7 separate regions of the Mus musculus genome follow, and all the other regions are linked to region 1. Evidence: chromatin loops called from intact Hi-C (ENCODE). Cell type or tissue: left cerebral cortex. All regions are shown on one strand.

What was found. Peaks named below come from ENCODE experiments on the same cell type or tissue, not always from the same donor. Only the 100,000 strongest peaks of a DNase experiment are listed, where the experiment ranks them.
Region 2: it touches region 1 in a loop (5-fold over the local background); 20 of 42 quality-filtered maps call a loop at or near these places.
Region 3: a loop joins it to region 1, with 2.4 times the contacts of the local background. A loop is called at or near these places in 5 of 42 quality-filtered maps.
Region 4: a loop joins it to region 1, with 2.9 times the contacts of the local background. A loop is called at or near these places in 8 of 42 quality-filtered maps.
Region 5: a loop joins it to region 1, with 5 times the contacts of the local background. A loop is called at or near these places in 25 of 42 quality-filtered maps.
Region 6: it touches region 1 in a loop (5-fold over the local background); 6 of 42 quality-filtered maps call a loop at or near these places.
Region 7: a loop joins it to region 1, with 2.8 times the contacts of the local background. A loop is called at or near these places in 13 of 42 quality-filtered maps.

What each region holds. Positions count from the first base shown.
Region 1 is chr8:26,167,161-26,171,160 of GRCm38, forward strand. No RefSeq gene overlaps it. Among named protein-coding and RNA genes, the nearest start is that of Thap1, 11 kb to the left of the region's middle. In left cerebral cortex, a CTCF peak has its summit at 2,181 (motif pointing left); a DNase peak (open chromatin) is centred at 2,160; H3K4me3 peaks cover 507 bases; H3K27ac peaks cover 248 bases.
Region 2 is chr8:25,735,921-25,739,920 of GRCm38, forward strand. Ddhd2 (DDHD domain containing 2) reads right to left here. Exons shown (of 18, transcript NM_028102.1): 10 at 3,543-3,665; 11 at 2,292-2,387; 12 at 87-170. Among named protein-coding and RNA genes, the nearest start is that of Ddhd2, 16 kb to the right of the region's middle. In left cerebral cortex, no CTCF peak of the experiment used is centred here; no DNase peak of the experiment used is centred here.
Region 3 is chr8:26,070,717-26,074,716 of GRCm38, forward strand. It overlaps Hook3 (hook microtubule tethering protein 3), which reads right to left. Exons shown (of 22, transcript NM_207659.3): 8 at 2,884-2,967; 9 at 1,541-1,704; 10 at 342-482. Among named protein-coding and RNA genes, the nearest start is that of 1700047A11Rik, 9.9 kb to the right of the region's middle. In left cerebral cortex, no CTCF peak of the experiment used is centred here; no DNase peak of the experiment used is centred here.
Region 4 is chr8:25,812,303-25,816,302 of GRCm38, forward strand. It overlaps Star (steroidogenic acute regulatory protein), which reads left to right. Exons shown (of 7, transcript NM_011485.5): 7 at 471-3,680. The coding sequence ends at 584. Ash2l (ASH2 like histone lysine methyltransferase complex subunit) reads right to left here. Exons shown (of 16, transcript NM_011791.3): 16 at 3,698-4,000. Among named protein-coding and RNA genes, the nearest start is that of Star, 5.8 kb to the left of the region's middle. In left cerebral cortex, CTCF peaks have their summits at 1,535 (motif pointing left) and 3,741 (motif pointing right); a DNase peak (open chromatin) is centred at 1,598.
Region 5 is chr8:25,790,848-25,794,847 of GRCm38, forward strand. Lsm1 (LSM1 homolog, mRNA degradation associated) reads left to right here. Exons shown (of 4, transcript NM_026032.1): 2 at 1,310-1,378; 3 at 2,830-2,945. Among named protein-coding and RNA genes, the nearest start is that of Lsm1, 7.3 kb to the left of the region's middle. In left cerebral cortex, a CTCF peak has its summit at 1,720 (motif pointing right); a DNase peak (open chromatin) is centred at 1,722.
Region 6 is chr8:25,718,474-25,722,473 of GRCm38, forward strand. Nsd3 (nuclear receptor binding SET domain protein 3) reads left to right here. Exons shown (of 23, transcript NM_001081269.2): 23 at 1-1,194. Plpp5 (phospholipid phosphatase 5) reads left to right here and starts at 1,575. Exons shown (of 7, transcript NM_028000.1): 1 at 1,575-1,678; 2 at 1,794-1,902; 3 at 2,082-2,172; 4 at 2,701-2,764; 5 at 3,189-3,313; 6 at 3,957-4,000. The coding sequence starts at 1,617. In left cerebral cortex, a CTCF peak has its summit at 1,537; DNase peaks (open chromatin) are centred at 1,596, 1,832 and 2,835; H3K4me3 peaks cover 1,554 bases; H3K27ac peaks cover 1,093 bases.
Region 7 is chr8:25,797,687-25,801,686 of GRCm38, forward strand. All of the region lies in intron 3 of Lsm1 (LSM1 homolog, mRNA degradation associated), which reads left to right. Among named protein-coding and RNA genes, the nearest start is that of Star, 8.8 kb to the right of the region's middle. In left cerebral cortex, CTCF peaks have their summits at 1,564 and 2,746; a DNase peak (open chromatin) is centred at 1,220; H3K27ac peaks cover 429 bases.

The DNA.
Region 1 (4,000 bases):
CTCCAGGCAAGTTTCCCTTTCCCCACTAACTCCTCTTGGGTCCAGAGTGGCTGTGCTGCAGATATATTTTCTGTGCTTTCCTTGAACAGGTGTGTATAAAAGCGGCAGTCATTCATTCAACATGTCCTGATTTGTATTATCCAAGTGAGATATTTGCAAAAAAAGGGAAAATCTTAGGGAATGGACGTCTGCTGTCGCTTCACTCCTATGCTGTGCTTCAGCCACACGACTTGCTTTTCCCACTGTCTGCAGACTAAGGATGTCCGCTCCCATCCTCATGTGCTATTGGATTAGATGGCCGTTATAAACTCTCTCGGAGACCAGACTCAGCTAACACTGGTGGCGCGGCTGAGCGACAGCACACGGGAATGTAAACATGAATATATCTACACACCTGCTGAAGCAACTGAAGGGAAACAGGCTTTCTGTTGCTGGGATTATGAGAGGGCTCCTTTAACAGATTTGAACCTTGGACCAACTAATGAGTTCAAGCAAACACCGTTTCCCATCTCAGCCACCAAGCACAATTCAGGCTGTCTGTAAGCAGCTGTGTGTGCAGCCCTGATTCCCAGGGAAACTAGTTTTTTACTGGCTGGTACTTTCTTTTTAAGCAGTACTGCTCAATGTGCCTTATACATTATCAGCAAAGCCTGACCAATCAGAAAACATCCTGGTTCCAGCTTCTTCTTCTTCTTCTTCTTCTTCTTCTTCTTCTTCTTCTTCTTCTTCTTCTTCTTCTTCTTCTTCTTCTTCTTTTTCTTCTTCTTTTAACAGTTATTTAAATGGACATTGAAATCTGTGTCTTTATAAACTAGTTTCATAATATGCCAGTTATGATATATAAGAAATAGTTGATAAAAATCATACTGAAATCTATTCTAGAGAACTATATCAGGAGGAGAAAGGGCGGGGGCCTTAAAAATGCTTATAGCCAAAGTTAACTTTCTATGAGAGAAGTTTAAAGATCATTTAGATGTAACATACCACACAGCAGCATAAAACGGGCACCTTTGATGAGGTGGAAAAATACTAAAAGCTAATTCTCTTTTTCCAAGTACAGAGAGCATGGGTACTTTCTACCATGGAGGTGTTATCTGTCCCCGTGACACAGAGTCACAAAAGACAGCCAACCCTTGGCTTTAAGGGTCTCTCTCTGATATCTTTAAACTTTACCATGGGCGGGCAACTCAGTGCCTATGATTGAGTAGAATCAAGCTGACAGAAGACGCTGCCTTTATAGATGTCTAACCTAAAACCCTCCCTGGATAGACTTGGGGTGACTAGCTGCTTGGAAACCTGAGCCCACAATTAGTTTAGCTATGCCTACAGAAGGAGGAAGACAACCTGAAGAACGTAATAGTCTTGCTCCTATAAAGAGACCTGGTAGCGTAATCTAAAGATTATATGACACAAGAAGATCTTGGTTCCTTTGTAGGTTGAATCTCTAATATTTGCTTTCACCATTCCCTTTCACTGTTTTTCCTTAATATATAGTCTGTAAGTCCATATGACATTCTCCATCCAGATAGGAGGCAAGGCACAGTAGGAATGAATGTATTTCCGTTTTTAAAGAGGGCTGCCTGTCAGGCTGCCTGGACTATAAAAGCCACATTATAATTTACCACACGCAATCTTAAGTACCTGGTTAAGAACCTGTAATCTACAGGGCTTGGTGGGGGCAGAAACAAGGCAGACAGCGAGCATGGGGCAATGAATTCTCAAGAAGAGAAAGAATACTCCAGTCGGAGAAAAACAGCTTTGGAAATGCCGGCAGACGGAGCAGGTATCAGGAGTCAGAATAGCCTGCACACCCAGCCTCCAGCACAGACTGTCCCCAACTATTGTACCTGCCATCTGCAGGAGCTTGCCCAGTTCCTGGCAATATAGCCTTTAGGTCCTACTCGGGATATGCCTTCCCAAGTTTTCCCCGGGCTACTGCAAATTCACTGAGTTTTCCGAGTCTAGCCATTGGCTACATCGGGGTTTGGTGAGACAGCTTGTTCTTTGCTGAAGTCTCTGCACCTACTGAGTATTAGTGAGCGAGTAAGTGGACTAGCTCTGATCTCCACGTTCATAAGTGCTAGATGATAATATTCAAGCAGAGGAGGAACCTTACTTAGCTAGTGGGCTCAGCAAAGACCCGGATGTTTTCATTTATGGTCTTCTTCTGCCCTCTGCTGGCTGGTGTTGGGAATACCCAGGACTCCAATGTTCTACAACGCTCAGAAAAGGGAAGCATTTGCTGGAATCCAACTGTACAGCCAATCTCACCTTCTCCACACATGTGCACACAGTTTTTACACTGCGGCATATTGTGACTACACCGAAACTTGCTTATCATAATAAGCAAATAAAAAAAACATACATAAAAGAACACACTTGTTATAGCTCTCACAGGGTCAGAAATGACATTTCCTATGATCTAAGAGTCTGAGACTTAGAATGTATGTTTCGGTGGCTTAAAACACAGTGGCTTGCTCATAATCTCATGTTCCAAAAACTGTAAACATTTTGTAAGTTTGGTAAGAATTGTTCTCAGCTTTTAAAAACGGTGAGATCCTATGCAACACAACCCAGGGAATCCTCCCATTTGGCTATCCTACTTTTGAAAAATAATATTTTTCATCTTCATGAAAAAAAATTGCTTGCACCTTTAGAAATTTCATTTTGCTGTAGACATTTGGGGAGAAAATGTTCAAAAGTAAGCCTGGGATTTCCTTGGGTCAAGAAGTGTCCAGCAGCCGGGCATGGTGGCGCATTAATCCCAGCACTTGGGAGGCAGAGACAGGTGAATTTCTGAGTTCGAGGCCAGCCTGGTCTACAGAGTGAGTTCCAGGACAGCCAGGGCTACACAGAGAAACCCTGTCTCAAAAAAAAAAAAAAAGTGTTCAGTAAACTCTAGAAGGACCCAGTGTTTCCACAAAGAAGGCTTAGAATTCGTTTTCGCTTTGCGGAATGCACGTGCTATGGGCCCCTATATCTGTCACAAGGGGAGAATGTGAGGGCCTTGCTTCCCTGATCCCATGGGGAGTGCCGGGCCCCCTGCTGCCATGCTGAAGCAGACGTTTGACATGCACACTTGAAGTTTCTGTTTGTCTCACCTTCGATGGGAAGGGTGCAATACTGACTCCCTTCCAGCTTTGCGGGGCCAAGGGATGGGACCTATCCCAGCTCCCCCAAATCCACCTTGGGTCTCTCTCTGCCTTGAAACTGTTTATCCTTTAATTCTTTGGGAATCTTTCTGTAACTGAGTTGTAACATTGTGTTTGTTTTGTTTTGTTTTGTTTACTTTTTGTTTCCAGAAGGGTTGGTTCTTGCCAGCTGCGGTGACTGTGGACTGTGACCACCTGTCCTCTCTTTCTTCCTTTCTTTCTTTCTTTCTTTCTTTCTTTCTTTCTTTCTTTCTTTCTTTCTTTCTTTCTTTCTTTCTCTCTCTCTCTCTCTCTCTCTCTCCCTCCCTCCCTCCCTCCCTCCCTCCCTTCCTCCCTTCCATCCTTCCTTCCTTCCTTCCTGTCTCCCTTCTATCCTTCCTTCCTTCCTTCCTTCCTTCCTTCCTTCCTTCCTTCCTTCCTTCCTCCCTCCCTCCCTCCCTCCCTCCCTCCCTCCCTCTCTTTCCTTCCTTCCTTCCTTCCTTCCTTCCTTCCTTCCTTCCTTCCTTCCTTCCTTCCTGTCTCCCTTCCTTCCTTCCTTCCTTCCTTCCTTCCTCTCTCCCTCCCTCCCTCCCTCTCCTTCCTTCCTTCCTGTCTCCCTTCCTTCCTTCCTTCCTTCCTTCCTTCCTTCCTTCCTGTTTCCTTCCCTCCCTCCCTCTCCTTCCTTCCTTCCTGTCTCCCTCCCTTCCTTCCTTCCTTCCTTCCTTCCTTCCTTCCTTCCTTCCTTCCTTCTCTCTCTCTCTCTCTCTCTCTCTCTCTCTCTTTCTTTCTTTCTTTCTTTCTTTCCTTCACTATTAGGTGTTATCCATCTTGTTCTTTGATTTATTTTCTATACTCAAGAGTATTAATTA
Region 2 (4,000 bases), 430 kb before region 1:
AGTCCTCATTAAAAATGAGTCTTATCTATTCCTACCAATGACTAGTAGTAGAAAAAAAAACCCAAAAAACCAAAGAGTATTTTTACCTGCCCAATGCCAACATCCAGATAGTCACCATTTTCCTTGGAGATGTTTACCTCAGAGGCTGACATGGCTGGTCTATTAATACTCTAAAAAGAACAAAAGAAAAAAATAGTTTCATGGAAATACTATTCACTGGAAATAGCTGCTACAGTCAAAGGAAAAGCTTTAAAATGGCAACCAATAATTCTATGTAGCATCCCTTACAAAACAAGATAAATGTACTGAAAAAATGATATTTGCCATATGATATGAGCTGATAGCCCTATGTGCTTCAAAACAATGGAAGAGGAGCTGGAGACGGCCCGGTGGGTAAGACTGGCTGCTCTCCAGAGGACTTGGGGGTTGGTTCCCAGCACACACATGGTAGCTCATAACTAGCTGTAACTGCAGACCCAGAGAATCCAATGTCCTCTTCTCATCTCCATGGGTACCAGGCACGCACATGAGTACACAGACATACATGTAATCAAACATATAAAAACAAAATAAAATAAATCTTTAAAAAAAATAAGTAAATTCTAGGCATGGTGGAGCCCACCTTTAACCCCAGCACTTGGGAGGAGTTAGAGGCAGACCCATCTTTATGAATTAAAGGCCAGCCTGATCTACATGTGAGTCCTAGGCCAGCTACAACTACACAGTAAGACCATGTCTCAAAAATATATAAATAAAAATAAATTACGAAAGCATTTTGGCACCAGCTGAAATTTCAAGTAACCATATGACAGGCAAATCACTGTTGCTAAATTCTACAAAGTGTATGCGTCTGCAATGAAGGCAAATGTGATGTCTCTCTGGGGGTTGCATATAATACAAATACTGGATCAAGACTTGGATCTTACCAGCTGTGGTAGCACACACCTTTAAGGTCAGCACTCTAGAGACAGAGTCAGGCAGATCTCTGTGACGTTCATGCAAGGCAGTTCTACACAGTAAGACCCTATCTCGATATAATGAATGAATGAATAAATTAATGCTTGCATGACTTGTGTCTTACAAAGACTTGGGTCTACTGAAAAGTTGAAAAGGAGTTAATCACTACGGCCTGAAACTAGTGCCCATGATCCCAGCACTCAGAGGCTAAGGACAAGGGTCACTCCCTGTCCATGCCCCCCCACCACCAGCACACGGACAGAAAGAACATATACAGATCTTAATATGCAGTACTTTGCTAAATGAAAAAGGGCAGTCATAAAAGGCTATATATGCATAATTTCACTTGTATGAAAACTTACTACTATTAAAAAGAGAAGCATAAACACAGAGACTGGCAGTGGCTGGCAAAGGCTGCAGTCATACGCAGTGATGACTACAATCAGTACGGGATGTGCTCTGGAGGTGATGGAGACATTCTAGAATTAGTAGGGATGGTTATAAAAAATAAGGAAGCCTAAAAACACCTGGATTTTATATTGCGAAAAGCTAATCATATGTGATATGAATCACTCTGTTATAAAGATAAATCTGAACAGTAGGAGCTCTAGGAGAGAGACATGAAAACAAAAGTGTGTCTAAAGATGCAGATAAAGAAAATATGTTTAATTTCTAAAAAAGCCAAGTCCAATGATGAAAACTACTCTGCCAAGAGTGGTAGTCCTCATCTGTAGTTCAAACAATTTGCTAAGGAAAGAGGAAGCCAGGTATAGTGGTGCACACACCTTTGATCCCAGCACTTGGGAAGCAATGCTGGAGGATCTCTGAGTTCATGGCCAACTTGGTCTACATAGTGTGTTCCGGGACAGTCACAGCTACAGAGCAAGACCCTGTCTCAAGGGAAATAACAATGCCAGGAGTGTGAAGACACTTGAGTAGCAGAGAGAGACCTCACCTGGCCAATACACAGCACAAAGACAGCGGCCCTGGCCGGGCTGGTGCTGCAGGGCAACAGTCCCAGGTACTCGGGGGGCTTGAGGCGGGGTGATTTCAAATTCTAGTTGAAGTCTCCCTGGTCTACAGAGTGAGCTCAAAACCAGCCAGGGCAACTTAGCGAGACTCTGTCTTCAAATAAAACGTTAAAAAAAAAACAAAAAAAACAAGCACCCAGTTTTCAGGTGCTTGCCTAGCGTGGGTAAGGTTCTAGTTTCATCCCCGTGTGGAAAGCCACCCAGAGCGTTACTTGGTTAGCAGGGTGTCTATCTCACAAAGCATAAAGATACTATCAGTGTCAACGAACCTTCTCACGCCACTAAGCCATTTTAGACACATACCACTGAATTCTTCCTGGCACTGAAATGGTTCAGTATCTTCTTTCTGGGTCCTAAGGGAATCCCCATTTCCTGAAGATCTCTGTCTGTACATAAAGCCTAGGCATAAACAACACAACAGGTTTTTTTAACTTCTAAGCAAAGTAAAACCAATGAAATGTTCTAGACTCTAAAGGAGTCAGTCTTGTTCTTGGTTCTATACTGATCCAGCTCCCTTAAGGTATAACACACAAGTAACTTTGATAAAGAAAGTCTTGTCTTAATTATAAAATAACCCAAGAAGTATTAGTAAAAACTACAGTGTCACTGGATAGTCATAGAATACTCTATGAAAAACAGCAATTAGGAAAGCTGGTACCCAGTGATGGTTAGACTTAGACTCCTCCTGATGGACAAAAGCTGTGAGGACTTTGGCTAACACAGAAGGATGACAACGAGTTAACAACAAAATCTCAGCATAAGTGCCACTCACTTTAGAGGGGAAGGCTGTCCTTCCCTTTGCATTCTTAAACTGCTGTGTAGTTTCCATGCAAGTACACTGTAGCTGTCCTCAGACACATTTTCTTCTCTCCGGCCCCGTTCGTTCTGGACCCATTTGCTCCAGCCCAAAGATTTATTTATTAATATTTGTACGTACAATGTAGCTGTCTTTAGACACACCAGAAGAGGGCGTCAGATCTCATTACGGGTGGTTGTGAGCCACCATGAGGTTGCTGGGATTTGAACTCAGGACCTTTGAGAGAGCAGTCAGTGCTCTTTACTGCTGAACCATCTCACCAGGCCCTCCTCCTAAGTTCTTAACTGCGTAATTAACACAGTAACCAGCTCCATGTTATTAGTACCCTATTGCACATGCCTGATCATAGTGGGCACTTATTAAATAAGTGAAGCGATGTATCAAATCAGAAAAAGCACAGCAAAAGTGAGAGAAAGAGAATACCAACAGTGCAGCGCTTTACCTAACGGAAACTGTAAGAGCCGGGCAGCTCCTGTTAGACACTCACATCTGCTCTAAGCTTGCTTAGATCACACTCTGATATGTGCACAGCAATATGGTCCATGGGAACCCTGAGCTCCCACACAGCAAGGATCCCTCGCTTTATTTGACAAAATGCAGGGAAGCAATGCTGAAGCCCATCATGAGTGGTGAGATATCTGGAAGTAGAGAGCTCCAAAGGGCACATTCTTGGTAAAAGTGTGAGGATAAAAGAACTGAGAACTGTTTGGTGTAACATTTAAAAGCCTACTACTTACCAGAGCTTCTCTGTCAACTTTCTCCTTCTCAAAGACAGTGACAAACTCAGAGAGTTGAAGCTTCTTCAAGTCTTCTTCTAATGTTGATGCATCGCCTCGATCCTCAGCAGAGCTCAACGAACCCTAAAAATTGTATCATAAAGTTTATTACTCAGAAAATGTCTTTATTAATACTACTTTATAATATGAGATATATCATTCAAGATATTTACAACAATGAACCTTAACTCTAACCTTTGCTTTGTTTTTGAGATAAGGTCTAATGTAGCCCAGGCTGGCCTCAAACTTACTGTGTAACTGAGGACGAGATTTCCTTTAATTCTGGACCCTCCGCCTCAACCTCCCCAGTGTCGGGATTACAGGTATAATTACCACACCCAGTTTTAAATACATTTTAACTTACACAAAATAAAACAGGGATATCCAACTTTTTGCAATCTCAACTAATTTTTTTTTTT
Region 3 (4,000 bases), 96 kb before region 1:
CTGCCAGCAAAGAAATGAAGTCAGTCTTTATGACACAGACCAAGGGCTAGGAGGGCTCACAGTTAAAGAAGAGTAGCAAGAAGGAAGAGCCAGTGCAGACAGCAGTGGAGTGACTGCCATGGGAATCTAACATTTATTTGATACTTATTTCCCTATTAATTTAAGTGCTTATAAAGCCATTTAGATACTCATTTACACTTTCTTTTTAAACATGTCTGTGTGCTCAGAGATGCCAGCGTCTGTAACCTCTGAGATGGAGCATTGTGTGTTTGCATCTGTGTGTGTCTGGGAGGCTGGGGGTGGCAGGGAATCCAACATTGCAGCGAAGGGCGACTCTTTACCTGAGAACGTCTATTTCATCCTTTAGAGACTGAGCTTCGTCTGCCAAAGTGGTCAGCTCATCGTTCTGCTGCCGAAGCTCAGAGATTTCCTTTTCTAACTCCTCACAGCGGATTCGATAATCGTCTTTGGCTGCTTCTAGTCTGCAGCCAAACAAAATAGATAAAAAGCACTATTAAGTGTCTCATAATTTTCCTTAGGGAGAAAAGAAAACAAATTCCATTCCTCCTGAGCATGTATCTCACTTCTGTAAGCATAAACTCTACCCAAGTCCTACCTGCCGTGAAAACAGGTTTAATCGATGCACAAAGTTCTCACAGCAGGAGAAAAGAGCAAAGGTTTCCAAATTTTTAACAAGAATATATATGAAGAAAAGCTGTATTTAGACCCACAAAACCAAACACCAACCTTCCTTGGAGTTACAAGGCCCTCCTGTCTACTGTCCAATGTATTTCATGTAGACTACTTACTTTCAATTTTTCTTGTATAAGTATTTAATAAAGAGTTGTAAATTTTATATAATTCAATTGAATTTTTGACTTTATAGTTTTTGCTTTTGGTAAATATTTGACATTATTGTCTTTTAACTCTCCACTTCCTGACAGTATTTTTAATGGTTTAAAATGTAACACTTAAGTTTTTTACTTCCTCTGGAACCCATGTTGGTGACAAAATGCTGAAACTGAACCCAACCTTATCTTCTGGAGTAATCTGTTTTACTCAAAATTATTTAAAATTGGGAGGTCGGTGTCAATTTCACCTTTTATTTTTTTAATTAAAAAAAATAACTTTATGAGTATGGGTGCTTTGCCTGCATGCATGTCTGTGTATCACTTGTGTGCCTGGTGCCTGTAGAGGCCAAAAGAGGGTTTTGGTCCCCTAGGTCTTTAGTTTTATATACATAGCTTTGATGGAATTTCCTAGATGTGGAGATATTTCATGACGTGTGAGAAGATGTTGTTTTATTACACAGCCACTTGGGTCTGTAGTTACCCACAAGTCCTATAAAAGTCTATCTGTGTGCGTCAGAGTTAGCTAATATCTGCTGGAGTTGGATCCCTTCTTTTACCATGAAGGTTCTGGGGACTGAACACAGGTAGTTAGGCTTGGTGGCAAGCACCTTTGCTGTCTGAGCCATCCTGGCACCCTTTATTTTTAGCTTTGAAATTTTAAAACTAGGTTGTAAGGAGTGGCCTTTTACCTGAATGTTTCTTCTTGCAGCTGTTCTAACTGAGTCTGAAGTTGCAAATGTCTTCTTCCTGCTGGGCTATTGGGATCTTCTATAGAATCAGATTGATTGAGTCGTTCCATTAGTATCTGATTTTCTGCCAATAAACTACTTTTCTCCTCTTGCAGTGCTGCAACCTGTTGGAATTAGGACTGTGGTTATCCAACTCAAACTCTTGTGAATCACCATTACGAGTTTGCCTACTTTTGAGCATCCCTGGCTGGCCTAGAACTCACTCTGCAGACATGGCTGGCCTCTGGCTGCTAGCAGACCTGCCTGCCTCTGACTGCTCAGTGCCACCTCACATTAGCAACCACTCTACTGAAAACATCTACATTATTTTGAATGTTATGCATGCAAGGCAATATCTAAGAGTGAGAATTTTAAAAATTAATTTTGAGAAAGGGTCTTGCTACATTGTTCAGGTACTTCAAATTGTGGGGCTCCAGTGATCCTCCTGCATAAACCTCCGGGGAAGCCGGGATTACTGGTGTAGGCCACCATAGATGGATTTACTTCCTATTTGAAAAGAGACTTCATCAAGGACGGTAAATAAGCACATGGAAAGACAATAATCAATAGTCACCGAGTAAATGCAAATTCAAGCCACAAAATTAGCAAGTCTCATGACAATGGATAAATTTAAAAAGATATTGGCAAGGATGAACACACAAAGTCTCAGATACTGTGATAAGAATGCAAAATTCTTAAAACAAAACAAAACAAAACAAAACAAAACAAAACAAAACAAAACAAAACAAAACACCGTGTAAGACACTGGTCTGCAGAACCCACAGAGAAAGCCAGACAGGCATGCGTGCTTACAGCTCCAGTGCTAAGGGGCTGTGAAGATAGATCCTGGAGCTTGCTGACCAGCCAGCCTAGCCAAAACTGCGGGCTGAGTCTGTTGAGAGACCCCGCCTCACACACACACACACACGCACAAGGTGAGCAGTGACAGAGCAGCAGGAACCTCAGCTTGTTCCTCTAGCTGCTGCAGGCACAGGTAAAGCACCCAGTGCCCAGCAGCACACGTAGACTAGGAGGACTCGCACCACTGCCCAAAGTAGGAAAGCAAGCTTCCTGGCACAAATGAAGACTCAAGCATTGATATTCCTTCTTTTTTTTTTTTTTTTGCTTCTATATTTGTAATGTTCATTTATAATGAATGAGTTTAGTTAAATTACAGAGAGCACACTCCTCTAAATCAGAACCCTATTTGCTCTGCTCTCTCTCTTTGTAATTAGGGTCACATGTAGTGAGACTGAATCACGTGATCGTATTTGTGGTGGGACACAGCACAGAGGAGCTCTTACCTGCATATCCAATTCATGGCATCTTTGAGCAATTTCCTCCTTTGCTGACAAAGCTTCATTTAGTTCTTCGGTAGTTTTCTTCAACTAGTTAGAAAGAAAAGTAAGCACAAGAAATATTTCAATACAAAAATGAAGACTTACAGAGGTGTAACACAGAATTAAAATTTTTTATTTCTTGGGAGGTAATGTAAAGGAAATTAAGAACATTCCTGGTAAAAACTGAAAATAAGCACTTTGGGGGGGGGCAGCTTTTTGTTGAGACAGAGTCTCGCTATTTAGCAGTAATTAGGATGAAATTTCCTACATTTACCATACTGGTCTCAAACTCATATTCCCTTAATAAAGTCTAAGTTAGCAAATTGTAAAAACACCGATTAAAATAAAATTTGTCTCTTTATTTCATATATATATAAACCTCTGTTTAATAAATATACAAAAACATAAATTACCAACAACAGCAAAGAAACAATACCACAAAGAGAAAGGCAAATTATGGTTTGGATTGAAATTATATCATGTCCAAAGACTTTCTTATATAACATTTAAAATCATGAGCCCAAATTAAGAGAAAGCAAAAGACACAAAGATTTCTGCCCATGTAGATAATGGAAGCTACAAACCACTGTAACAGTATTTAATTCTTAAAAATACATTGCAAAGTTCCTTTTCAATGCAGCTGTTCCCAGCCACGTGTGGCTGCACACTCCTTTAATCCCAGTGCTCTGGAGTCAGAGTCAGGTTGACCTCTGTGAGTTTGAGGCCAGCCTGGCCTATACAGAAAGTTATAGAACAGAAGAAATTCATGACTAGAGAACAGGGATTACTGTAAATTAAATAAATTTGTTTTAAAGTGGGCAATGCAATACTACCATATTTTTTTTAGTACCACATTAACTCATTCGGTCTGTCTGTCTGTCTGTGTGTGCGCACACATAAATGCATGTAGAAGTCAAGGACAATTTGATGTGCTGTGCTCTTTCCTTTTACCAATGGTTCCTGAGGAGTAAACTCAGTTTATCAATCTTGCCAGTAAGCACCCTTGCCTCCTGAGACACCTCACTGGCCCATGCAGTACTACTTTTAATACAAAGTTCAAGCTTAACTATAATGTGTAATA
Region 4 (4,000 bases), 350 kb before region 1:
CGCACGCCTTTAATCCCAGCACTCGGGAGGCAGAGGCAGGCGGATTTCTGAGTTCGAGGCCAGCCTGGTCTACAGAGTGAGCTCCAGGACAGCCAGGGCTATGCAGAGAAACCCTGTCTCGAAAAACCAAAAAAAAAAAAAAAAAAAAAAAAAAAAAAGCTAGGTGCAGTGTCATAAACTTCAGTACTTTAGGGAAGAAATAGGAAGATCACATTTGAGATTCCAAGATAGTTTTTTTAAAATCAGTTTTATATATAATCATGACCATTTACAAAGGTGATCCTAGGCCCAGTACATGGGGATTCTCACCTTTCAGGTGACACAGATGTCTCGCTCGGGGTCACACATCCTATCTTTAACCATAAGGCAGCTAAGGCCCCCTTATCCAGCAAGACCAAGCTTGAGGTGCCCCTGCCTATGTGGGGTACAGAACTGTGCTCAGGATCCCAGTGCTCTTGTGTCTACCCCAGGGGTGGCTGCCGAAGACAATCATCAACCAGGTCCTATCGCAGACCCAGATAGAGTTCGCCAACCACCTGCGCAAGCGCCTGGAAGCCAGCCCTGCCTCTGAGGCCCAGTGTTAAGGACTGTCCACCACATTGACCTGCAAATCATTGGAAGCTCTCACAGGAAGCCTGCAAGTCTGTCCATCTTCAGCTAACAGCATCGGGAGGGGTGGTAGTCAGGAGACACTAGGACTGACTGGTAAAATCAGGATCAGCAAAATAGAAATGAGGCTTAGAATAAAAGTTCTCTAGTGTCTCCCACTGCATAGCTGTGAAGGCTAAGGGATAAGTAGCTATGAAACCTTTCATCTAGGCTTGTATATGCTGACCTAAAAGACACCAGCAGCTACGAACAGGGGATGCTAAGGATCGGGAACTGTTGTCTTACCAGCTCCAAATGTCACTACCTGAAGGCAGTGTGCACACAAAGCAAGGTCTTGCCTAGGAAACTCTGTAAAAGTTCTCCTCTGTAAAAGGCCAGAACTTGAATGAAACTACCTACAAAGGGCCTTTCCAGAGTATTCCAACTTTTCTCTGAGGAGAAATGAAACCATCATTGTGCCGACTTCCCTACTAATCCCATGACAATAAAGAACATACATGCACACTTCAGCCTGTACATGTCAGGTCCCAGCCTGAGGAATCACAGCTTCAGCAGAACTCTGCGCTTAAATCTCCTAGCTCACAAAAGGGGACAAAACGTCCGGAGATTTATGTCATTTGACTGTTTAGATTCTTTCCTAAAAAGGCAATCTCATAATTAAAGGCACGTGCCTTTAATCCCAACACTCAAGTGGCAGAGGCAGGTGGATTTTTTCTAATACTGAGGCTAACCTGGTCTACACAGAAGGATAGCCAGAGCTACATAATGAGACTGTCTCAAAACCACAAAACCCAGGGATTGAAAAGATGGCTGACCTGTTGGGAGCACAAGCTGCTCTTCCAAGGAATCCAGGGTCAATCTCCAGCATCCACACAGCAGCTCCCAACTCTAATTCTAGTCCCAGGGAACCTGATGCCCTCTTGTGGCCGCCATGGGGACCAGGTATGCAAGTGGTACATAGACATACAGATATGTAGGCTGAACACCCATTAACATTAACAACAAAACCCTTGTCGGGCACGGTGGCTCAACAGCTTTAATCTCAACACTGCAAATGGTGACACCAGTGAATCGCTCCAAGTTCCAGGCCAGCTTGGACCCCAGTGAGACCGTCTCACAAAAGCAGGAACAAAATCTTGGGAGTTGGTAGTTAAGATTAACAGCATCCTGGCAGGAAGATTATGACGGGATTTTCATTTACCTATACTGATCAAATAATACTGACCAATAATGTTAAGATAAAGTGACTGTTCTATTGTTTATAGACAGATTAGATGCCAGCCTGGCTCAGAGCTAGCAGCTTCCTTATTTGAAAAGGTTAAAATGTTATGTTACCTTCTAGGAAGACAAATAGCTAGAAGTCAGTAGAGCTATAACATTCCTGTTCCAGGATTTGGAGATATTACACTTTAAGGGTATAAATTGGGAGCCAGGTGACGGTGGCACACGACTTTAATCCCAGTAGAGGCAGGTGGATCTCTTGAGTTTGAAGTCAGCCTGGTTTACAGAGTAAGTTCCAGGAAAGTCAGGGCTGTTAAATAGAGAAATGCTGCTCAAAAACATAAAAAAATAAAAATGACAAAAATATAAGTGTGACCAGCAAAATGACTCAGGGTGTAAGTGCTTGCCACCAAGTCTGATGATGGCAGAAGCCACAGAGATGGAAGGAGAGAGATGAAAAACAGAGGTCCTTATGGCTGCTTATCTACACTAAGTACCTTACACACATAAATACTGGTATATATTGGAATTCCTTTCCGAATGTGTTAAGGATGAACAATTCTAACAACCGAAAGCTTTTCATTCTAAGCATGAAAAAAAAAAAAAGTAATGTCTGTGTGAGTGTGCATGGGCCCCAGCAGACACGTGGAGGTCAGAGGACAACTTCAGGAGTGTGCCTTCGACCCCCACCCGGGTCTTGGGTCCTGGATTGTTAGGGTAGGCAGCAAGCACTTTCATCCGCAGTGCCATTTTGCTGGCCCACTTTTCTGTCCCTTATCGTGTGGGTAACCCCCATCATTTGCAAAGAACTGAGCTTATTTATGAATAGAACAATGTGGAACATGTACTTATTTATTGAAGTCTTAAGCCTTCACTGATATTTATTGCTCACCTCGGTGCTTTAAGGTGAGCGAGGGCAGCTGTAGAGTGTTTCTGATAGAACCATCCCGGGAATCAGTTAAGAGAGCAGCCACTTGGGTGCTGAAAGACCCATGTGTGCCGGCCTCGAGACAACAGGCTGCCAGTGGAGAAGCGCCTTCAGCAAACACTGTGGCTTTGATTGGATTAGTGTTTGCTCCTATACACACCGTCACTCTATCTCTGCCGTCTGGGATGTTTGACCCATTTGTTTAATCTTATATTTTAATAAAAGCAGTTGTCACTGGCATTCTGATACCTATAGATGGGTAGTAGTTCTTTTTTAATCTTTCAAACGAACCTTATTAACACATTCAAGTTTACAACTGTACACACATTTTTTTTTTCTTGTTTCACTTCAATTGTTCTTTTGAGACAGGATCTTCTCACTCATTCTGTAGCCCAAGATGGCCTGGAACTTATATCAACCCTTCTGCCTCTGCCTCTCAAGTGCTGGGATTAATGGTGGGGCCTGCAGGCATCTGGGCATTTTTTTCAGACACTGCTAAGTACTGTCAAGCACCTTGATAACTTCTAATGCAGGAAAGCCAGGTACACAAACACGTAGGTAGACAGGAGACCTGGGCATGGTTATGTGCCAACACCCACTCATACTTCTTCCAAGACCATCACTTCACTTTCTTCAGAGTCCTTCGAACACCGATGAGCTCATTCTACAAGCTGGCTTGTTCTTTCTTGGACTAGTCCTTGCATTAGTGGTTATCTAGCAGCTGGTAGGCTGTGACCCCAGCTTTAAATAATGCAGACACCCCAAAGAAGGCATAGCAAGACAGATTTCTGTCAGTTTGAAGCCAGTCAGGCTATATGGACAGACCTTGCCTCAAAAAAGCAAAAAAAGATATTCAATGTATGAAAGAAGTTTGGGGGATTCAGCAGCAGACAAGTATATTAAATTGTGTTAATAGTCATTCAAACATTGGGAAATTTCTTTCTTTCTTTTAAAGATTTATTTATTATATGTAAGTACACTGTAGCTGTCCTCAGATACTCCAGAAGAGGGCATCAGATCTCGTTATGGATGGTTGTGAGCCATCATGTGGTTGTTGGGATTTGAACTCGGGACCTTCAGAAGAGCAGTTGGTGCTCTTAACCACTGAGCCATCTCGCCAGCCCGGGAAATTTCTTTTTTTTGTTGTTGTTGTTTTTTGGTTTTTTCGAGACAGGGTTTCTCTGTGTAGCCCTGGCTGTCCTGGAACTCACTTTGTAGACCAGGCTGGCCTCAAACTCAGAA
Region 5 (4,000 bases), 380 kb before region 1:
ACCAAAAGAAGAAAAAACAAGCTTGGTGGGGCCATGAATCTTTCACACACACACACACACACACACACAAGAAAACAAAACCAAGAACTAACTTTACTAGTGTTATAAATTGTAAATATCTGATATCTGATAGGCAACCTCTGTGAAAGGGTTGTCTGATCTTAAAGGGGTTGCTACCCCCCAGGTTGAGAACCGCTGGTTTAGAGCGTTCAATAAATGTTTAATTCAGTCTAATGAGACTGCTCAGTGGTTACATATGCAGACTTCTTTCTCTTCCTGAAGACCAGCGTGATTTCCAGCACCCATGTCCGTGGTTCCCTGAGAACTGTTTGTAACTCCACTTCTAAGGAGTCTGATGCCAACTTCTGGTCTCTCCAAGCATGTGCGCAGACAAACACAACACATAATTTTTTTAAAGCTTTTACTTGAGTTCCTGTTCTAGGTCTCTATCACATCTTGCCTGTCTGAGACGTTTCTGAATTTTAGTTTTGGTGCTGGGCATTGAGCCTAGGGTTTAGGGGCTTTACTTCTCAGCTACACACCCAGCCAGCCCCTCTAAAGCAGGGTTTTCATTTCAGATTTCCTTGATTGAATGAAAATGTTGAAATAATTCTAGGATTAAGGTAATAGAAATTTAGCCAACGATGAAAGTAACTAGAACTTCCATAATCCCAGAATTTAGATGGAGGCAAGGCATTTAAGAGTTCAAGGCTGGGGGCTGGAGAGCTGGCTCAGCAGTTAAGAGCACTGACTGCTCTTCCAGAGGTCCTGGGTTCAATTCCCAGCAACCACATGGTGGCTCACAACCATCTGTAATGGGATCTGATGCCCTTCTTCTGGTGTGTCTGAAGACAGCTACAGTGTACTCCTATGTATAAACTACATCTTTTTTTTAAAAAGGAGGGAGGGGCTTCTAGGTTATCCTAAATATGAGCTCCACTAGGTTAGTAAAACCCTCTCAGAAAAATAAAAGCCATCTAGACTAAGCTTCTCTATTTAAGGTAGAGAAATTATATGATGCTAAAAGGGTTGACTGTAACATCAGGGCCAGAACCACTTGCTTTCCTGGCTACTCAGTGTCCTTTTCTAGCTCAACAGCACTAACTGCTCCAAGTCTCTGCAGTACTGATGTCATTTAAATCCCAGGCTACAGTCTTCCATCCCGTGTTTTACACCGAGCTCCATACTAAATACATTAGAAGAGGGTCTGGTACAGCTTAGACAACTATTAACTGAATTTTTATTGATACTGTATAAGTTCACTGAAACTGACACCTTTGTTTTAATAGATCTTTTCTCCTTTTCCCAGAAAAGCACTTGGTCCTACTTCGAGATGGAAGAACACTTATAGGTTTTTTAAGAAGCATTGATCAATTTGGTATGTATTGGTTATGATCCCAAAAAATTTTTTTGCACTGCTTCATACTGAAATTTACTTATCTAACTTTTCCACATGTATCAGCCTAATGGAAGTGTTGGGGTGAGTAATTTTTTTTTTTTTTTTGGCTTTTGGTTTTTCGAGACAGGGTTTCTCTGTGTAGCCCTGGCTGTCCTCGAACTCAGAAATCCACCTGCCTCTGCCTCCCAAGTGCTGGGATTAAAGGCATGCGCCACGAGTAAATTGTTTTAGAGTTATGATTAGGTGTTTCAAAACCTTGTATGTTCATTCACAAAACAAGTTTGTATTCTAAAACTGATTTACACTTATTTTCCCCACTAGAGGGCGCCAGGTGACAGGTTTAAAGTTAGTCTTAAAATCATTTCCTGGAGGTAATCCTTCCCTGTCCAGTGAGAATAGGGTCGAGGCCATTTCCCGAAACTCTTGTTGGGGGCAGAACACAGATAAACTCAGTAGTTTACATACAGGAATACATCAGATTTAGTCATCTGTCTGCACTTTCTGAAGGAAGAGATCTGTTTCTCCCTTTGGTGTAAGAAACCTCTCCGTTCACACCGACACTTGCTGGTCATCTGCTGGGTTCCTGGATTTGAATGTGAGGGCAAACATAGGAGGCCTAAACAGCCAGCTGTGCGCCTGGGTCCCAGGGACTTACGGGTAGATCAAGAGGGTCACTTTGGAAACAGATCAAACCAAAGCAAAACAACTTCTGTTTTACTTCAAGGAAGACAAATAGTACTAATTCAAAGGAGAAAAAGATTTTTAAGAAGAAAATGTTCTAAACCTTAAGTTAAATTCATGTAAGTGCTATGAAGAGATAAAAAGCAAATTCCTAGATTACCATGCATGATTATATAAATCGTTGTTGTGTCCTAACCCATAAAATTTAGTTTGGATTACATGAGTCCTAATTACTAAAAACTATTAAATCTCACTAAAGTCATCACATACATATATTCACACAGTAAGGAAGCTCTCCTTCTAAAAATGCAGACTTTCAATCTTAATAGTTGGCTAGGCTCTAGTTTTCCAGCTTCCCACTCATTTATATTTCCTAGGGACCATGTTGATACTGGCAGGAAATGATACAGAAGTAACTTATTCCTACCATCAGTTGTTCATTAGCACAGCAGAGTCGGAAATGCTCTTTACTTGTTTGAAAGTCTCCTAAAACTGAACATGCCTGTAGTCTCAGCGTGTATAGCATGTGAAGCAGGAGAATCACCACAAATGCTACATCAGGACTTCCAGGCCAGCTGAGGCTAGAGTGGGACCCTGGGACCCTGCCCCCCCCACCCCCAAATAAAACAAATTCTCATATATGGCTTGTCATAACTGATAAAATTTTAAAAATAACTAAATAATTTAGTTATAGACTTTATAATCAACAATGTCAACTAAAGATCTGTTTCTTCTTTGTGTGCTTATAGCTAACTTAGTGCTCCATCAGACTGTGGAGCGAATTCATGTGGGCAAAAAGTACGGTGATATTCCTCGAGGGATTTTCGTGGTCAGAGGAGAGAATGTGGTCCTACTAGGAGAAATAGTAAGTGAGACTGTTAAACTGCTGTGCGTCTGGGTATTGATGTTGGCTGCTGCTTTCCAATTTACCAAGCTTCCCACAGGAAGCTGGCAACTAGGGAAGCTGTGGTTGCCAGAGCAACACTACAGAAAGTAATTAATGTTAGTCTGTGACCTTTGGCATTTTAAAGATTTGATTTCACTCGCAAAATATTGTTGACTTTGTCGGATAGAAAACAATATTGCTGGTGTTTGCTTCAATAGCACTTATACTAAGGTCCAAACAGTACAAAGATTAACATGGCCTGTGCAAGGGTGGCACACATTCTCTCAACTGGAAAGAAAGAGACAGCATTGCTAGGTATGGTGGCACATGTCTAAAATCCCAGCAGTTAGGAAGCTGTGGTAGGTGGAACTCCTCTAGTTTGAAACTGTCTTAGTTAGGGTTTTACTGCTGTGAACAGACACCACAACTCTTATAAAGGGCAACATTTAATTGGGGCTGGCTTACAGGTTCAGAGGCTCAGTCCATTGTTATCATGGTGGGAAGCATGGCACCTTGCAGGCAGGCACGGTGCTGGAGATGCTAAAAGTTGTGCATCTTGTTCCAAAGGTCAGCAGCAGAAGACTGGCCTCCAGGCAGCTAGGCTGAGAGTATTGAAGCCCATCTGCCAACAAGGCCACACCTTCAAATAGTGCCACTCCCTGGCCCTCATAGGCTTGTCAAACATGAGTCTGCATTATAGCATAATGCAAAACACATTTAGTCCAACTTTCAGAGCCCCCCATAGTATATTGCAGTCTCAACAATTAAAAGTCCAAAGTTCAAAGTCTTATGAGATTCATTCAATCACTTAAAGTCAAAGCAGATCACACACCTAAAACATCACAGGATATACACTACCGTTCCAAAATGTCATAGTGAGTAAATGCTAGAACAAATACAACCAAATCCCAGCTGGGCAAACTCCAAACTCTGCATCTCCATGGCTGTTGTCAAAGCACTCTTCAGACTTCCAACTCCTTTCATCTTTGTTTACTGCAGCACAATTCTCTTTGGCTGGTTCCACTCCCTGTTGG
Region 6 (4,000 bases), 450 kb before region 1:
TGCACACGCCTTTAATCCTAGCACTCCAGAAGCAGAGGCAGGAGGATCTCCGAGAGTTCAAGGCCTACCTAACGCTTCCCAGCCAGCCAGGACTATGTAGAGAGACCCTGTCTCAAAAAGGGGGGGAAAATCAATTGTTTGGCTTTTGTCAATCCATTGCAAAAGTGGCAGATGTGAGCGCTTGTATTTGTGTATGGGGGAGGGGGGAGAAAAGTATTGTTTGTCCTTCAGTAGGCTCTGAAAGTCATTGACTTGTAAGTTCAAGGGAAAATAGAAGTTGCCAAAGTCAGTATTCGGTCCTTGGTTTTCTTGTGACTTCACTGCGTCCGTTAAGGGACGAGAAGCCTTCCTTACCTGCTGACTGAGCCTTGCTCTGTGCAGATGGCTTTCAAGTATCTGCCATTTTGCCTCAACAGGGAATTCTTGTCAGTTAAAGGGAATGAGGGAATTACACTTTTGTTATCAATTAACATCTCATTTTTTGTACCCTATGGTAAGTAACTGTATTGCCGCTAATAACCAAGTTGCTAACTGATTACAGCTGGCTAAAAAGTTCTTTTTATATACAAAGATTTGTGTATTTTCAACTGCTATGGCAAATTCATTTGTGTCCATTTAAATATTACACAATAAACACATATCTGCAGATCCCACCCTCACCTTGTGTTCTTTGAATAAAGTTCTTGATAGATTGTTTACATCTGTATTTACCTGTAATGAACGCTGTAGACCTGTGAAATATCAAAGTGTCAACATCCATTAGTCAGTCTCTTTAGTTTCTGTGACTTGGCGCTCCTAACACTAAGGGGTTAGTGTTAATGTTCCCCAGGGGTATTCTACTAGGGCATTACTGTTTAATGACTTCAAAATATAGTTTAAGGATTTTGTTTATTGACCAATGTCTTATTGCAAAGTATGAGCCTACCATCTTAGTTAACCTGTACATATCTGTTAACTAGTGTAGTGTATGTGAGATTGCCTGTAACATTTGAGCTTCTTACTGATGTGTGCTGGTGGGACAGGTTTTGTACATTGTATTTACTGGAATCCTGCCTTTTTAACTTACAGATACTTTAGAATTCAAATATGTTTTCTGCTTCTGTAAGAATGTGGGAAAGCTTTTAATGGCATTCCATTGATTTCAGGTCTTGCTTGAGGTTGACTTTAATAAATTGTCCTGTATGGTCTACTTAAGAATATGGGCTGGTTCTTTACCTGTAATTTCATGGTACAGTTTACTGGGAAATGAGACACAAAAATACAACCACTCACCCTCAGCCCAGTTTTTTCCCTTCGAAATGCTCCAAAGACATAGTTTCTTTAAAGTGGGCTTTCTGGTTTGCTTTTGTAGAGGAAGCATCTCTGGAGAATGACGTTCCTTTTCTTGTCCTATAAGCTGATCTGGGTGGTTGGTGAAGGACACATTGCTTTGAGACCCAAAGGTGATCTGTTAGGTGGTACTCATAACACAGCAAATGAGCTCTGAATTTCCTGTAGCCCGGAGGCCCCGCTGGTAGTCAGTCCCCGCGGAGTTCGCTAGGTGGCGCTGGACACCGGGCGGGCGGAACCACGGCGCGCCGGGGCCACGTCAGCGTCTGATCCGCACGTATGGCGGGATGGGGACGGCGGCCCTGGGAGCCGAGCTGGGCGTGCGGGTCCTGCTCTTTGTGGCTTTCCTGTAAGGATCTGTCAACGCTCCCAGGCGTCCCTGGGCGCTCGCACTTCCTAAGCGGCTCGGGGCGGCAGGTTCTTCCGCCGAGGTAGCCTGTCAATCTTCCCCGTTTCCTCCCCAGGGTGACCGAGCTGCTCCCTCCCTTCCAGCGGCGGATCCAGCCCGAGGAGCTGTGGCTCTACAGGAACCCGTACGTGGAGGCGGAATACTTCCCCACCGGCCGCATGTTTGTGCGTGAGCTGCCCTCCCGCCCTCCTCCGCTGGCAGGGACTCCTCCCCTGCCTTGAGTTCCAGGGCTAGGGCGAGGCGTCTGGTGGGCAATCTGAGCCCCGATCTTGGTTAGTGCGCGGCAGCTGGTGCTTTAGGCCAGGAGGGACTTGGTTTTACCGACCCTGTGTTTTACCTTCAGGTCATTGCCTTTCTCACTCCACTGTCCCTGATCTTCCTCGCCAAGTTTCTAAGGAAAGCTGACGCTACCGACAGCAAGCAAGCCTGCCTCGGTAAGTCGCCCTTGTTCCAGTTGTTCCTGTCTTAGTGTTGGCAAGTAGCTATGGGGTTCAGCTACTCTGTACCCCTAAAGTATGTCTTTTTACCCCATGAGACCAAAAAGCAGTACTGATGAGAATGTGCTTAATAACACAGGCGCCACACAGGTGTTCCTTTTTGTTTGTTTGTTTTTTCGAGACAGGGTTTCTCTGTGTAGCCCTGTCTGTCCTGGAACTCACTTTGTAGACCAGGCTGGCCTTGAACTCAGAAATCCACCTGCCTCTGCCTCCCAAGTGCTGGGATTAAAGGCGTGTGCCACCACGCCCGGCCAGGTGTTCCTTATTAACACAGACACCACACAGGTGTTCCCTATTAACACAGGTGCCACATAGGTGTTCCTCAGTGCTCCACTTCTCTGCCCCTAGGCCGTTTGGGTTTTTATTCTGGTTGGGTTCTATCTCAAAGCAATGAAGGCTCTACTCATGAGGTGGTGGCTTACTCTTCTCCAAGCAGATGGCACTAACGGCTTCTTTGCTTTCCAGCTGCCAGCCTTGCCCTAGCTCTGAATGGTGTCTTTACCAACATAATCAAACTGATAGTGGGCAGGTAAGTGAGAAGCCTTGGCACTCAAACCTCCCTGAGCGCCCCCCACACACACACCACCACATTCTCAAGCAGTGTTTACCCGGATTCTCAGACTAGTCTCTCCTTTCTCACCAGAACTCCCTCTCCCTGCCCTCTGCCTGTTCCAAGTGTACCACCTGGTCTGCGTCCTGTCCTGAGTATTTCCCACAGCGACCACCTTTATGTACCTAAAGCTGCAGTATGACTAGCTGCTCTGTGCTAAGATACAATCATATGCTAGAGACTTTCTTGAACATTGGCCGCGTGGCTAAGGCCTTTTTCTCAGTATAAACACTAATCTCACCCCATTACATTATTTTGCCTATGACATTAGTGGTCAACAGATTATTGACATCTACTATTACTGAAAAATACTTCCTGAGAGAGTAAATTATATTTCTTCCAGGCCCCGCCCAGACTTCTTCTACCGCTGCTTCCCTGATGGGCTGGCCCATTCTGATCTGACGTGCACGGGGGACGAGGATGTGGTGAACGAGGGCCGAAAGAGCTTCCCCAGTGGACATTCTTCCTGTATGAGTTTCATGGGAACTACTTAAATACTTACATGTCCATGTTCCGCTCTTTGTGTGTGTGTGTGTGTGTGTACACCTGTACATGTACGTGTGCACACGCAAATGGTATAGGGGCTGGAAGAAGGTGTGTGATCCCCTGGAGGTGGGGTCAGACCAGTGTGAGTGCCACGTTGGGGAACTGAACCAAGGTCCTCTCAAAAGCTAACTGCTGCCGACTCAACTCTTGGCTCCTCCAGCTCTGATACCTACTTTAAATAGAGTTACATTTAACCTTAAAGCTTTGGAGGAATGAGCCATCTCTTACTAGTCATTAAAAAAAATATATTTAAGAGCTACTACTTGTGAGGGGCTGCCCAGCCTTTTACATTGTGACCTTTGTAGCTCCCAGGAACCCAGCGTGGTATATTTTTGTGATTCCCACTTATTACTGTGGACGGTGCTGTAGACTTCTCACCATAAGTTTTATACCAGAAACTACTGTTACTTAAAATACTAACTCTGGGACAGAAAATACAGTCCTTCATTTTTTTCCCTTTCCCTGTAATCAGGAGGGGTAAGCCCTGCTCTTGCTCCCTGCCCTGTCTGGACAGGAGTGACGGGGACCCCACAGGACACAAAACTCACAGGTCTTCCCTTTCTAGTTGCATTTGCTGGTCTGGCCTTTGCTTCCTTCTACCTGGCAGGG
Region 7 (4,000 bases), 370 kb before region 1:
GCTACATAGTGAGTTTGAGGCCAGCCTGAGCTCCAATATAATCTGTGTTTCAAAAGAAAAAAAAAAAAAAAAAAAAACAAGAATAACATAGTCATGTAGTGTTTAACCTCAAATGCAGAAAGTTACAGAATTTAAATTACCTGTCCTGACATATAAAGGTACAGTTTAGGGGCTGCTGAGATGGCTTAGTGGGTAAGAGCACACTGACTGTTCTTCCGAAGGTCCTGAGTTCAAATCCCAGCATGGTAATGAGATCTGACGCCCTCTTCTGGTGTGTCTGAAGACAACAACAGAAGACAACAACAGTGTACTTATTTATAATAATAAATAAATCTCTTTTTTTAAAAAAAAGGTACAGTTTAGAGCTGGAGTCTATCACAGTAGTAAAGTCCTTAATGCAACCGAAAACAACAGATTTACATGTTGAAATATGTTAATTTAAATAACTGGTTAGGAACTTGGAGCGATGGCTCAGGAGTTAGGAGCACATACTGTTCTCACTGAGGACCTGAGTTTGGTTCCCATCTCACAACTGCCTATAACTCAGTCTCCAGGGGATCCCAGGGCACCTGTGTCAAATGCATATACCACCCCCACATGTACATAATTTAAAAAGTAAAATTAAATTGTACGTTACAAGTAGGTCTTCATGGCATGGAGTTAATTGGCAGCATTTGAGGAAAGTGTTGTATGTGTTTTTAAAGGGGAAAAAACAGAAACAGGTTAGAAAAAGCCATTCTGAGATTTCAGAGTGGAGCTTATGACCAGAGAGAAGGGACATGAATATTTGTGCCAGAAAGACCAGATATTAAATGAAATGTTAATCACATTTGTTGAAATACTGCTTGCTATGTATTTGTATGCATACATAATAGAAGTTGATTATATGTATACATACATGTGTGTTACATAGATAACTTTTTATTCATATTTTCTTAAGTATATTTAAACCTTGAATCCTATTGGGTTTGCTAGGAAAATCAAAATACCCGTGAGACTGGCTGAAATTAATGGGCAGGAGGAGTTGGTTTGCTCAGTAGCAGTATACTTGGGTGTCACGTCTGGAACCCTGAATTTAATCCTCAGCACCACAAAAGAAGAGAGGGAAGGAAGAAGAAATTAAAGACTGACTTATGTTGGAAACAGTCAGCTTACTCGCAGCTGTCTGGTGACTTTCAGCTCAGCCTGGACTGTCTCCAGCACACTGGGCTAGGCAGATGGCTTGCTGGGTAAATGTTTGCTGCACAGTCATGAGAGCCTGAGTTGGCTCCCCAGCACTGGGAGGTGAAAACAGACAGATTCTGTGATCTCAGAGGCCAGCCAGTCAAGCACACACCAAGAGTTCCAGGTTCCTTGAGAGACTGTCTCAAAAAATCCGATAGAGAGGTAAAGACGCCCTATGTCAGCCTTTACTTGTACATGCACGTAAGCGCCCTTCTCAAACAAAGTGTATTCATACCTCAGCTTAAAATAGTTTGTGGTAGAGCTAGAAAGATGGCTTAGCAGTTAAGAGCATGTGCTCTTGCAAAGAACCTGGGTTATCCTCCCAGAAGCCACATGGTGGCTTACAGTCATCTGTAACTTAAGTTTTGAGGGCGCTGATGCCTTCAGTAGGTACTAGGCATGAACACAGTGCACATATTCATTCTTTTTTTAAAAGGATAATTATGGAAGGGATCTGCAACCCTATAGGTGGAACAGCATTATGAACTAACCAGTACCCCCAGAGCTCGTGTCTCTAGCTGCATATGTAGCAAAAGATGGCCTAGTCGGCCATCACTGGGAAGAGAGGCCCCTTGGTATTGCAAACTTTATATGCCCCAGTACAGGGGAATGCCAGGGCCAAGAAGTGGGAGAGGGTGGGTAGGGGAGCAGGGCTGGGGGAGGGTATAGGGGACTTTTGGGATAGCATTTGAAATGTAAATGAAGGAGATATCTAATAAAAAAATATTTTTTTAAAAAAGGATGATTATGTGAATCAGCAATTAGTCTGAAAAAATTATGTACTAAAGCTCAAGAAAACCTAGAATCTCTTTAGAAAAACATTACATTGAATAAGTAGTCTCTAATGTACCCCATGGTGGCATGGAGGCTGAGGTAGGATCAGATCACAAGTTTACGGCCAGCCTGGGCTCTGCCTCTCTGATGAAAGATTCCAGCACTAAGGGCGTTTACTGTCGAGATGGTTGCTTCACAGTCATGGTGAGTAGCTTAGTGAGTAACATACTGAAAACCAGGAAGAGAGCTAAGAACAGCCTTTTCTTCATCCCAGGGTTATGCGGGAAAGGTTGGGTGATTATATAGTTTTTAGCAGATAACCTTTGACTCAAGTGACTTATGCAACTTGCGTGGCTTCTAATCTCCTGGTGAGAGCCCTCCATCTGATACCACAGTGCTGAGCTCTGCAACCTTGGAGGCCTGTGTCAGTTAACTTGCAGACTGAGACATCTGTAGATGTTTTTGATCAGTGTCTTTCTAGACCATCTCATCAAAAGTCATAAAAGGAACTGGAGAGATGGTTCAATAATTGAGTGCTTACTACTGTTTTAGAGAACACGAGTTCCATTCCCAGCACCCACATAGGGTTCTCATAACTGACTATAACTCTAGCTCCAGAAGATCTGAACCCTGTCTAGCCTCTGCAGGTACCCTGTATACACATAAATAAAAAATAAAATCTTTTAAAAAGAAATGCATCACAGGAACAGAAATGAGAATATAGCCTGCTGAATTGGCACACCTGTAATCCCAGTATTCACTAGCAGGGGGCAGTGGGTATGAGGGCAGCCTGGGCTGCAGAGTGAATTCTAGGACAGCTTTTGCTGAATAACCAAGAGCCTGTCTGGGCTTAGTGGGGGGAGTCCAGCCATACTTCACTACATTGTCTGTATAGGCTGTCTTTGTTACAGAAATATAAATAATACCTATACATTTTAAGGGTGAGAGGGTAAGTGAGGTTCGTTTATAGTTCTACATACAAAGTTGGCTCTTAAATATTTATGACATAAAAAGTATATCATGCTGTGTTAAATGAAAACAAAATTTAGTCACTATTTTCACTATGGGTTTGGTTTTGTTCTAAGTCATAGATATGCCTGGTCTGATGACATAGCTAAGCAGTAGAATGCTTCCCTGTGTGACCCCTAGCACCACAGAACAAAAGCAGTTCCTAGGCCTGCAAGAGTGTGCAAGGCTGACAAGCAGAGGCTTGAAATCCCATAACTCAAGTGAATGTGGAAGGAGCAGTGTACTCCACCAAGCTGTCCTCAGACTTTCACACATGTTTGAAAACAAAGTTCCAGAAGATACACATAGATTCAATGCTTCTGATAACATAGACTGGCCTACACCTGGGAATTGATAATAGTCTCCAAAGTATTTGTGTTCCATATGAGAATTATAAGTAATTTTTAAGGTGTTTGATTTTATTATAAATTTCCTACAGTGTGTATTTTTAAAGTAAGGGAAATTAAGTATTTTTATTAAACCAAATAATTTATTCAAGCATAGTGGTGCATGCCTTTAATCCTAGCATTTGGAGGCAGTGGTCATCCTGGTCTACAAAGGAAGTTCTAGGATATCCAAGGCTACTCGGAGAAACCCTATTAAAATTAATTAATTAATTAATTTTAAAAACTAAATTACTAGAGAAATAATGCACTGGACTAAACAAGAATGACTTACCAGGCCTCATGATGTTTTCTGTCAATGGTTGCCACAGAGACTCCTTGTTAGTGAAACAGAGGAACAGTTTATTGCCCACAGCAGTAGGAGTGTGGTGTACATTTGAATCAAGGTTTTAGACCTTCTTCCTGAGCAACAAACCGCAGAAATTAAATTGATGTTGGAATTGTAAAATATAGTATTTGTCTTCTGTAGCCACCATGGCTTTATATGACTTCAGGGGTTCAAACTTGGGTCTTCACAAGGGCACAGCAAGAATTTTGTCCACTAAGTTATCTCCCAAACTCAAGTTTTATTTTGATGAAAAGCTATTAAT